2 separate regions of the Homo sapiens genome follow, and region 1 is linked to region 2. Evidence: chromatin loops called from intact Hi-C (ENCODE). Cell type or tissue: CD14-positive monocyte. All regions are shown on one strand. Each heading gives the region's core, and the rest is flanking DNA. Links, peaks and the distances in the headings are about the cores only. Region 1 has its middle 21 kb from the start of HIPK2. Region 2 overlaps HIPK2 (homeodomain interacting protein kinase 2).

Region 1 (4,393 bases), core at 282-4,281, 50 kb after region 2:
GCCACAGAAAATCATTTTAGGGAGCAGTGGGTCCAGGTTCAGTGTTGTGTGTTCAACTCGGAAAGAACACAGTTGGGTGGCTGACCGGGTTACTTCTCCCCTGTGGCTCTGCTTGCATTGGTCATTGAGGTCAGGCAGGGGTTTGGCCACAGTGTTAGCCATTGGCCCTGCATTGATCCTCACATAGTAACATCTTGTTTGGTTATTAAAGTGACTGAATTGTTGGAATGAAGCATTGCAAAGTCTTGTTATTCCATCCATCTTCACAAAGACTATAAACTAACTTCACCATGTAGTGACTCAGCTGGTTGGCTAGAAAGTACCTTGTAAGATGGCCTATTCTGCCAACATTTCCTATCCCAAACAAATCTCCCAACTCTCACCAACTCTTTACATTCCTGTGTAGTCTTTAGGGTGAGGGGCTGGGAGTGGGATGGAGGAAAAGGTAGACGAATGAAGTAAAGGGTCAGTGCACAGGCAGTAAGTACTGCTGACCACTGTAATGTCCACTCACAGCTGAGATACAGTGTTCAAACTTCCCTCAAAAAAGCCACACTGCCCTCAGAGTGACTCCTTGGACCCCAGCCATGGATCTGGCCACAGCATTCATTTGATTCCATGCATTACCTCCTTGAATAATTATAAAAATTATGTTTTCCAAATAGAACAAAGAGATGCTTCCTGAAATTCTTCTCCTTGGAACACTCATGATATGCATTCAAAGTGCTTAGCCTGGGGGTCGCCATTGTGTACACACAATAAATCTTAGTGTATCAAGAATTCAGGCAGTCATGAAGCTCAAATGACAAGAATTTTTATTTTTATTTTTTTTAACAGACAGAAGTCAGGGAGGGCAGTCATTGCTTAGACAATGAGATTCAAGCAAGTGCTGTTCTAAATCTCTGAGCTCTGTAGGGGAGAAGATGGATGAAGCAGGCAGCTTGAAGAGGGAGACACGCCAGCCAGAAGGAAAAGAAAGAAGCCGGTGAAGCAGGAAGAGAAGAAAACACGAAAGGGTAGGAAGATGAGAAATGGATGCCAAGGAGAGGGAGAAAGAGATTGTCAGCAAGGGAGGCGAACCGAGGAGAAAACAGGGAGATTCCCGCATGGGTGGAGCCAAGTTTCCACTGTGCTGTGAGCAGAGGAAGCCAGGTGTATTGTTCCTGAAACTACGTTATTAACTGCCTAACATATGGCTCACAAGGTACACGTGGAAGCGAGAGCAGGAAACAAAATGCAAGTCAGCTGGGCTAACGCTGAAAAATAGTGATCTGTGTCAGTTTTGAGAAGTGTGAGAATAGAAACCTTCTATGCAGGAGATCAGCATCTTTGTCTGTTTCCTACACCGAGGCTCAAAGAGAACATTTGCTCCCAAACCATGGTAGTTCTGTTTCAGATAAAGTTGTCTCATACCAACCATAATTCATGTTCCTGATCGTGACCCTGAAGCACAAGAACCCAAGGAAGCTTCGGAATTTTCAAAGAAAAATGAATTACGTAGAGTGGTGTGACCAGCAAATGCAGTTTGAATTTTAAGTGTGTATTCTAATTTTTTAGAAGATTCTGATTCCGTGTGTGAAAGATTGAATTACCCTCCATTTTCTAGGATGTGGCCCATTTGCCAGCCAGTCTGGACCTCAGATCTTAGTTCTGGTTCTGTAACTTCAGTTGCCTGCCAGACATTTCCATCTGGGAGCCCTGTCCTCACTCTGAAACATTCTCAGAACCAGCCTCCTTCTCCACCTGCCGTCAGACATTAGCACCATTCCTCTCCCATTGTCACCTTTGATTGTCTCTTCTTTACTTCCATACACTGCTTTTTTTTTTTTTTTTTTCCGACAGTCTCACTCTGCCACCCAGAGTATAGTGGTGCAATCCCTGGTCACTGCAGCTTCCACTTCCTGGGCTCAAGCAGTCCTCTCACCTTAGCCTCCCGAGAAGCTGACACCACAGGTGCACGCCATCAAGCCCAGCTAATTTTTTTTTTTTTTGAGACAGTCTCACTTTGTTGCCCAGGCTGGAGTGTAGTGGCACAATCTCGGCTCACTGCAAACTCTGCTTCCCGGGTTCAAGCAATTCTCCTGCCTCAGCCTCCCCCAAGTAGCTGGGACTATAGGCGCACGCTGCCATGCTGGCTAATTTTTTGTATTCTAGTAGAGATGGGGTTTCAGCGTGTTGCCCAGGTTGGTCTTGAACTTCTGAGCTCAGGCAATCTGCCTGCCTCGGCCTCCCAAGTGCTAGGACTACACCATGCCTGGCCTAATTTTTAAATTTTTTTGTAGAGATGGGTTTTTGTCATGTTGCTCAGGCTAGTCTTGAACTTCTGAGCTCAAAAGATACACCCCCCTTTGGCTTCCCAAAGTGCTGGAATTACAGGCATGAGCCACCACGCCCAGCCCAATATGCTGCCAAATTTTTCTTCAAATGATTTCCTAGTTCCTTCCTTGCCATTCTTGCTGCCCTGAATTAAGCCCAGGTCCTCATTTATTGGCTTCCCACTTGACTCCTTCTATTTTAGCCAGCACACATGTTGTAGAACAACTTCCTTAATGTGGCTTTCACTTGGCTTCTGACTCAGAGTGTATGAGGTCTCCTAATTTCCTAGGGCAGTAGGCCTGGCCCTACCCCACAAGCCTCATTACCGTTTTATCTGCCCATATCCCATCACCCTCTATCCACATCTTGTTATCCAGTGGAGAGTTTCCACTTCTAGGTTCCAAGCCAGAAATGTGTGGATCATTCTGTCTTCCCTCACTTCCTTAAACAACCCGTCGGCAAGTCCCACAGACTGGATCTCCAGAGTTTCCCTGTAGCTCTTTTCTCCATGCTCACCACCCTAGTTTAGGGCAATGCCACCCTTTATTGAGACTCTGGAAGAACCTCCTGACAGTTCCTGCTCCCCTCTGGCCCCGTCAATCCATTTTCTACACAGTGGCCCAGAATGTTTAAAAATGCAAATCAGGTTGTATCATGCCTCCAGTGGCTTCTCATTGCACCTAGGGTAAAATCCAAGATCCTTATAGTAGCTTCCAAGGTCCTGCATGGCTTATCCTCTCCCTCCCTCCTCGAAGACCTCAATGCACCTGACTGAACTGATCTCAGCACGTTTCCACCTCTGGCCAGGCTCTCTACCTAATGACCCTCCTCCCTGCTTTTTGATCCATTCCACCTCTCATCTCCTAGGTCTTGGCTTAAATATCTTCAGAGAAGCCCTTCTGGACTTCCTTCAGTAGTGTCATTCCCACTTCCCGCCACTATTCTTATTACCTGTTTATTTCCTTCATACCTTTTTATCATTTGCAATGATTGTGTTTGTTTCCTCATCTTTTTTCTGCCTCCCCCAGACCTGAAGCTCCGAAAGACCCCGGAGTGTTTGTCTTGTTAACCATCGTTTCTCCAGCTGTCCACGCAATGGTCAATATGTTAGCTATTATAATTACTATTTTAATATTACTGTTTCTTGATGATTTCAGACTCTTTGGATAGAATATTCTCCCTTCTATCTGAGAGTGTTTGTGACCTTCTCATATTTCCTCATGTCCTCTGGAATCCTGACCTAAATTTTTAGTCTTTTCCTATCAGTTATCAATTGCTTACTTGTTGTTTTCATGTTTAAAAACTCATTCAACTCCATCCAAACTTTCTTCTTCTTCTTACAAAATAGTTTATAGCTAACTATATTTCCTTACTCTCATTTGTTCCTTCCCTGTATTCAGTGTCTCCCCATCAATATCTTTTATTACTCCAGAATAATTTCAGAAACAGTTTGAGACAGTTTTAAAAATAATGCCGCTGGCATTTTACTAGGGATGACATTAACCTTATCAGTTAGTTTGAGGGAAATCAGTATCTTTGCAATATCAAAACTCTTCCTAATCAAGGACAGACCACATTTTTCCATTTATGTGTTTTTAAATAAAATAATGTTTTCTTTGTATTGGCTTTTTAACATTATTGTTAAATTCCCCTTCAACATTTAACTGTTTCACTACAATATGTCTAAATCTAGGTCTGTTTTTTATTAATTTGGGCTAACATATGATGAGCTTTGATCTACAAATGCAGGTCTTGCTTCAACTTAAAAATATTTTCTTTTCTAATATCTTTAAATAGCTCTTCTGTTCTTTTTTTCTCTCTCCTTCAAAACTAGATTTCTATCACCTGTCTTTCTATGTCTAGACCTTGTTTCTGATAGTTTTGATCTCTTTGTCCTTTTTTTTTCTTTTTTGTGAGGCAGGTTCTTGCTCTGTCACCCAGGCTGGTGTGCAGTGGCACAACTCAGCTCACTGCAACCTCTGCCTCCCAGGCTCAAACAATCCTTCTACCTCAGCCTCCCAAGTAGCTGGGACCACAGGCACTTGCTACCATGCCCAGCTAATCTTTGTCCTTTTCT
Region 2 (4,393 bases), core at 105-4,104:
GACTACTCTCCAAACGGCATCCTCTGGTCACACTCCCTGCAGCAGCCATCAATTCAGGGGCTGGAGGCAGGGTGGCAACTGTGAAGAACGCAGAGGTGGCTGAGCCTCAGTAGCTTTTGACAGGCATCTGCAATCAATAAGTCTAGTATGACAGACTCAGGGGAAACCCTCCTAGCTTCGGAGAAGGTGGTCTGCATCTGGACGTTCCCACCTTCCTAGCGTTGGGACTAGCGGCCCCTCTGGGTACATCAAGGGCCGGCACTTGAAACCTGCAAAGAAACATCTCGGTCTGCCCATATCCAGAGACCCAGCTTCCTGGCTTTTCTTCAAGTATCTTAATCTACCCCATCTCTATCGAGCACTAAACCAGTCGAAGATACTTTGGGATCAGAGAAGGAACGGCAGACAAAGCCTCACATTAAGCATCTCTTTAGTAAAGCATCCAGAAAATTCTGCCTGTGTTACTTCACTTTTACTCCCACCTAGGCCCCTGTGGCTGAGGACAAGACCACACACAAGGGCACTAGCCAAGCCAGGGTGACCCATCAGCCCCAGCCCTCCTGTGGCCTCCACTGGATATCCAGGCACCCCCGGTTTTTCCCTTGGGTCCCATCCCACCACTATTCTGGTGATCTGGAGCCATACTGACCAACACATAGAATTAGCTAGCGGGCACAAGTGGCTATTTAAATTTAAATTAATTAAAATAAAACATTGAGTTCCTCGGCCCCACTGGCCACATTTCAAGTGCTTACTGGTCACGTGGCAAGTAGCTACTGTGGGAGAGAGGGTGGACCGAGAGAGACATCAGTACGGAAAGCTCTATCAGGCAGAGCTGTTCTAGATGGTGACATTTAAACTTGCAGGTGGCCAATTTTTTTTTTTAACTGTCACTTTGTGGTCTTGAAGAAAATATTTTTCCAACCTGAAAGGACAAAATTGCTTTCTCTAAAAAACTCAGTGAGGGAAAAGGTCACCTCCACGCAATGACCTTCACAGAACACCCGTGTTCTTCGGAAGCTGGTCTGCCCATCTGAGCCGCTTCTCTGCTTTCTATGACACTTTTGGAACCCTCAGCCCTACATCCAGACTCCCACGCTCCGATGGAAACTTTAACCAAAGCATAGGAGGGGCTCTAGCTTTTCTTCTGGAATTTGTAAGTCACTGTTTTTCCATGGGCCCTACGTTACTTTATTTGGCCTAGTATAACACAGCACCACAAGCTGGGGGGCATAATCAACACAATTTATTATCTCACAGTTCTGGAGGCCAGAAGTTCAAGATCACGGTGTCGACAGGGCCGGCTCCCTCCGAGGCTGTGAGGGACGGTGTGTTCCATGCCTCTCTCCTAGTTTCCGGTGGGCGCTGGCAATCTTTGCTGTTCCTTGGCTTCTATGCCTATTAACCCAGTCTCTGCTTTCGTGCTCATGAGCCATGGTCCCTGTGGGCGTGTCTGTGTCTGAATTTCCCCTTCCTATGAGGACACTAGTCATACTAGACTAGGGGCCCACCCTACTTTAGTGGGACCTCATCTTAACTAGCCACATCTGCAATGACCCTATTTCCAAATAAGGTCACATGCTGAAGTACTGGGGGTTAGGACTTCAACATGTGAGTGGGGAGGGGGACACAAAATTCATCCCCTGACAGGCCCTCAAAGCCTCAAAGAAAAAGCACTCCTCCTGGCCCACCATCTGCCTTCCATTTTTCTATTAATATGAAAAGATTTGTAAGAAATTACTGGCTACTCAGCTTTGTGGGAGCAGCTGGTGACCCCAGGCAGAAGCTAACACCACATGAGGCTATTTCCATGATACACCAAGTCATTCAAGCCCACTATCCTCGATTTAACAAGGTCCAAGAACAAAAACCTGACCTTGAATACAGTGTGAAGGAAAAACTGTCACAATTGTCATGGTCACAAGTAGAGTGCTGGGGAGTTCCTCCAAGTTCATCAAACCGCCTTCTTTTACAGGGATGTTCTCTGGGTGATGTGGCAAAAACAAATGAAGAAAGTCCCTCCTGACCCAGACTCCTTAACATACTGCTGGACGGTCACTGTCATCATACAAATCACTGCCAAGCTCATCAGACGTGATTGTCATGAACAGAAAGCTATCCACCAGCACAGTGGACCCAGAAAGGTGCTGTGGTTCATGGCCCACATCACGTGTCTGGGTTATAAGACACAGGTGAATTACCTATGAATTCAGGCAGCATGGAACAGAAAAAACCAATAAGCTTTAGTGCTAGAAAACCTGGCTTGAATCCTAGCTTTGACACTTAATAGATAAAAGATCTTGCACAAGTGAATTTGTCTCTCTATGCCTCAGTTTACCCTGCTGGAAAATGCAGAGCCTGAGATCTACTTCACATCAGGCTAAGAAAGCTCTCTGGATGGCCATCACTGTGTTAACTAGCATTTACTGGGCGTGGATGACGTGTTCACGGCAGCTCCCAACAGGTCTGAGGTAAGACGCCGCTATTATCCTCGTTTGCTGGGAGAAGACTCGGGCTTAGAGCCTCTGATTACACAGCTGCACTCTAACCATTTCCTAATACTGCCTCTCAAAGGAGGTCAGCAGGTGAAATAGTGGCAGGCTCTATAAATGCTTGTTCCCTGCACCCTCCTCTGGTATCCGCCACGCCGCACAACAGTTCATACTGTCCTGGCACTGTCCACTCCCAACATCTTCACAAGGACAGAAGATCATCAAAAGTGGTTTAGAGGAAATAACACCTCTGCCAGGACACAGTCATTCCCTCATTTGATATTTCCCCTAACTCTCTTCCCTAACCTCTTCCCACATAACATTCCTGACAGCTGGGAGAACATCGCTGACCGCTCTCCAACCTCCCGTCCAGACCTGCCTCTGTCTATCTGCTCCTTCTCACCCTCTGTTCATCCCCTGGAGACATTAATACAGAAACCAACTGTCTGGCTTCTGACCTCCATACTCTTTTAAAATTGCAGTATAAAGATGACGGTGTCCCTGGGTAAATGGTGGTGTCTTGGTTATGGCCTCATGGTTTTAGCAGTTAGGCTTTGTCCCTTGGAGTGGTTAAATAAAGACAGACATTAGCACAGTTTTCCACCCAATTATCCTATTTACAAAAATAGAACTCTCCTCTGTGAGCATTTTAAATAGAGGCCTTAATTTCCACAGATGTCAACCTTACCAGGTCGATTCCTAAAGCCTCAATTGATGAGCTAGAATACAGCATGGTGGGCAATGGAATCTACCCTCAAATGATCTCTTCCTATATATATAGTATTTTGGATGTATACATCTATTCATAAATATACAGATATATTTACACACATAGGCACACACATGCGTGAACACGCCAGTTAAAAAAAAGTAATAGTCTTGAAGGTTGTCTGATAGGCACGTAGACTGGCAGTTCTGCTGAGTGTTTTGGGTCTTTGTGTTGCATCAAACCAGTAGAAGGATAAGAAGAAGTACTCAGACCTGTTATTTTGGCCTTCCAGGGAATAACATTTGCTGAGTTGCATTTTCATGTTAGGCCTTGAGCTTCCAATGAGGACTGCTGTGAGAAGAGCTGTAAGAACCCAGTTTTTCATCTGTTGTGGGGATGCCAAACACCCTGTTCATGATACCTCTCAGTGCTTCCTAGATAAAAGTCCACATGCAAAATTTAGTTGAAAAGAACTAAAAAAATCTTTGCTCCTCTTGAGGACCTGGTGCACCTTCCTTCTCTGACAGCAAGAATGACCGCAGCGACCACATTTGCCTTTTCTCTTTGATGTTATGAAGCTCAGCTAAGTAGCAATGTAAGGGACTTATTGTCTGCATATCTGTAATTCTTTTTCTTCCTAACTTTGAACTTCTATATTTATTTGTATTTATCCTGATCCTGTCCTAAATTCTTTTATGTATCATATGGTTTATTGCAGTATACGTATTTATACTATAAAATCAATCAAAAGTTGTAAAACAAGGTGAATTACAAATAATCAAATAGAACTTAATTAAAATAATTACCATAGTAAACACAGCCAAATTTAGAGAATAGTATAGTTAAAAAACACTACAATCAGAGTGAAACATTTAAAAAAAAATGAACATGTTGAAGCAGACACTGTAAGTTGCCTTCCTAATAGCCATTCCCTCTTTCTCTTCTGGAGAGACAGGATTTAGTTTAGATGTCACTCTCCCCACCACCACCTCCAACCACCTTCCACCTCCCCTTTGTGTGACTCAAGAACCAATCCTGGCTAGTCTAAGCTAATTGTTTGCTGTGCCTGGGAGTGAATGATCTGGGCTAGGCATGTTACCCAGTTATAGCCTATAAGAAGGGGAGAGAGAACAGCTGGGACCTTTGGGGAAGGTTCCCTTATTTGATGAATGATTTGGAGGGAGGGAGGGAG

Evidence for each region. Hi-C counts contacts between places; a loop is a spot of excess contacts. Peaks named below come from ENCODE experiments on the same cell type or tissue, not always from the same donor. Only the 100,000 strongest peaks of a DNase experiment are listed, where the experiment ranks them.
Region 1: a loop joins it to region 2, with 6 times the contacts of the local background. A loop is called at or near these places in 1 of 110 quality-filtered maps.

The regions. Positions count from the first base shown.
Region 1 is chr7:139,797,259-139,801,651 of GRCh38, forward strand. It overlaps a transcript of TBXAS1 not described here. Among named protein-coding and RNA genes, the nearest start is that of HIPK2, 21 kb to the left of the region's middle. In CD14-positive monocyte, for the core only: no CTCF peak of the experiment used is centred there; a DNase peak (open chromatin) is centred at 2,553.
Region 2 is chr7:139,747,157-139,751,549 of GRCh38, forward strand. All of the region lies in intron 1 of HIPK2 (homeodomain interacting protein kinase 2), which reads right to left. Among named protein-coding and RNA genes, the nearest start is that of HIPK2, 29 kb to the right of the region's middle. In CD14-positive monocyte, for the core only: no CTCF peak of the experiment used is centred there; DNase peaks (open chromatin) are centred at 1,475 and 1,995; H3K27ac peaks cover 1,540 bases.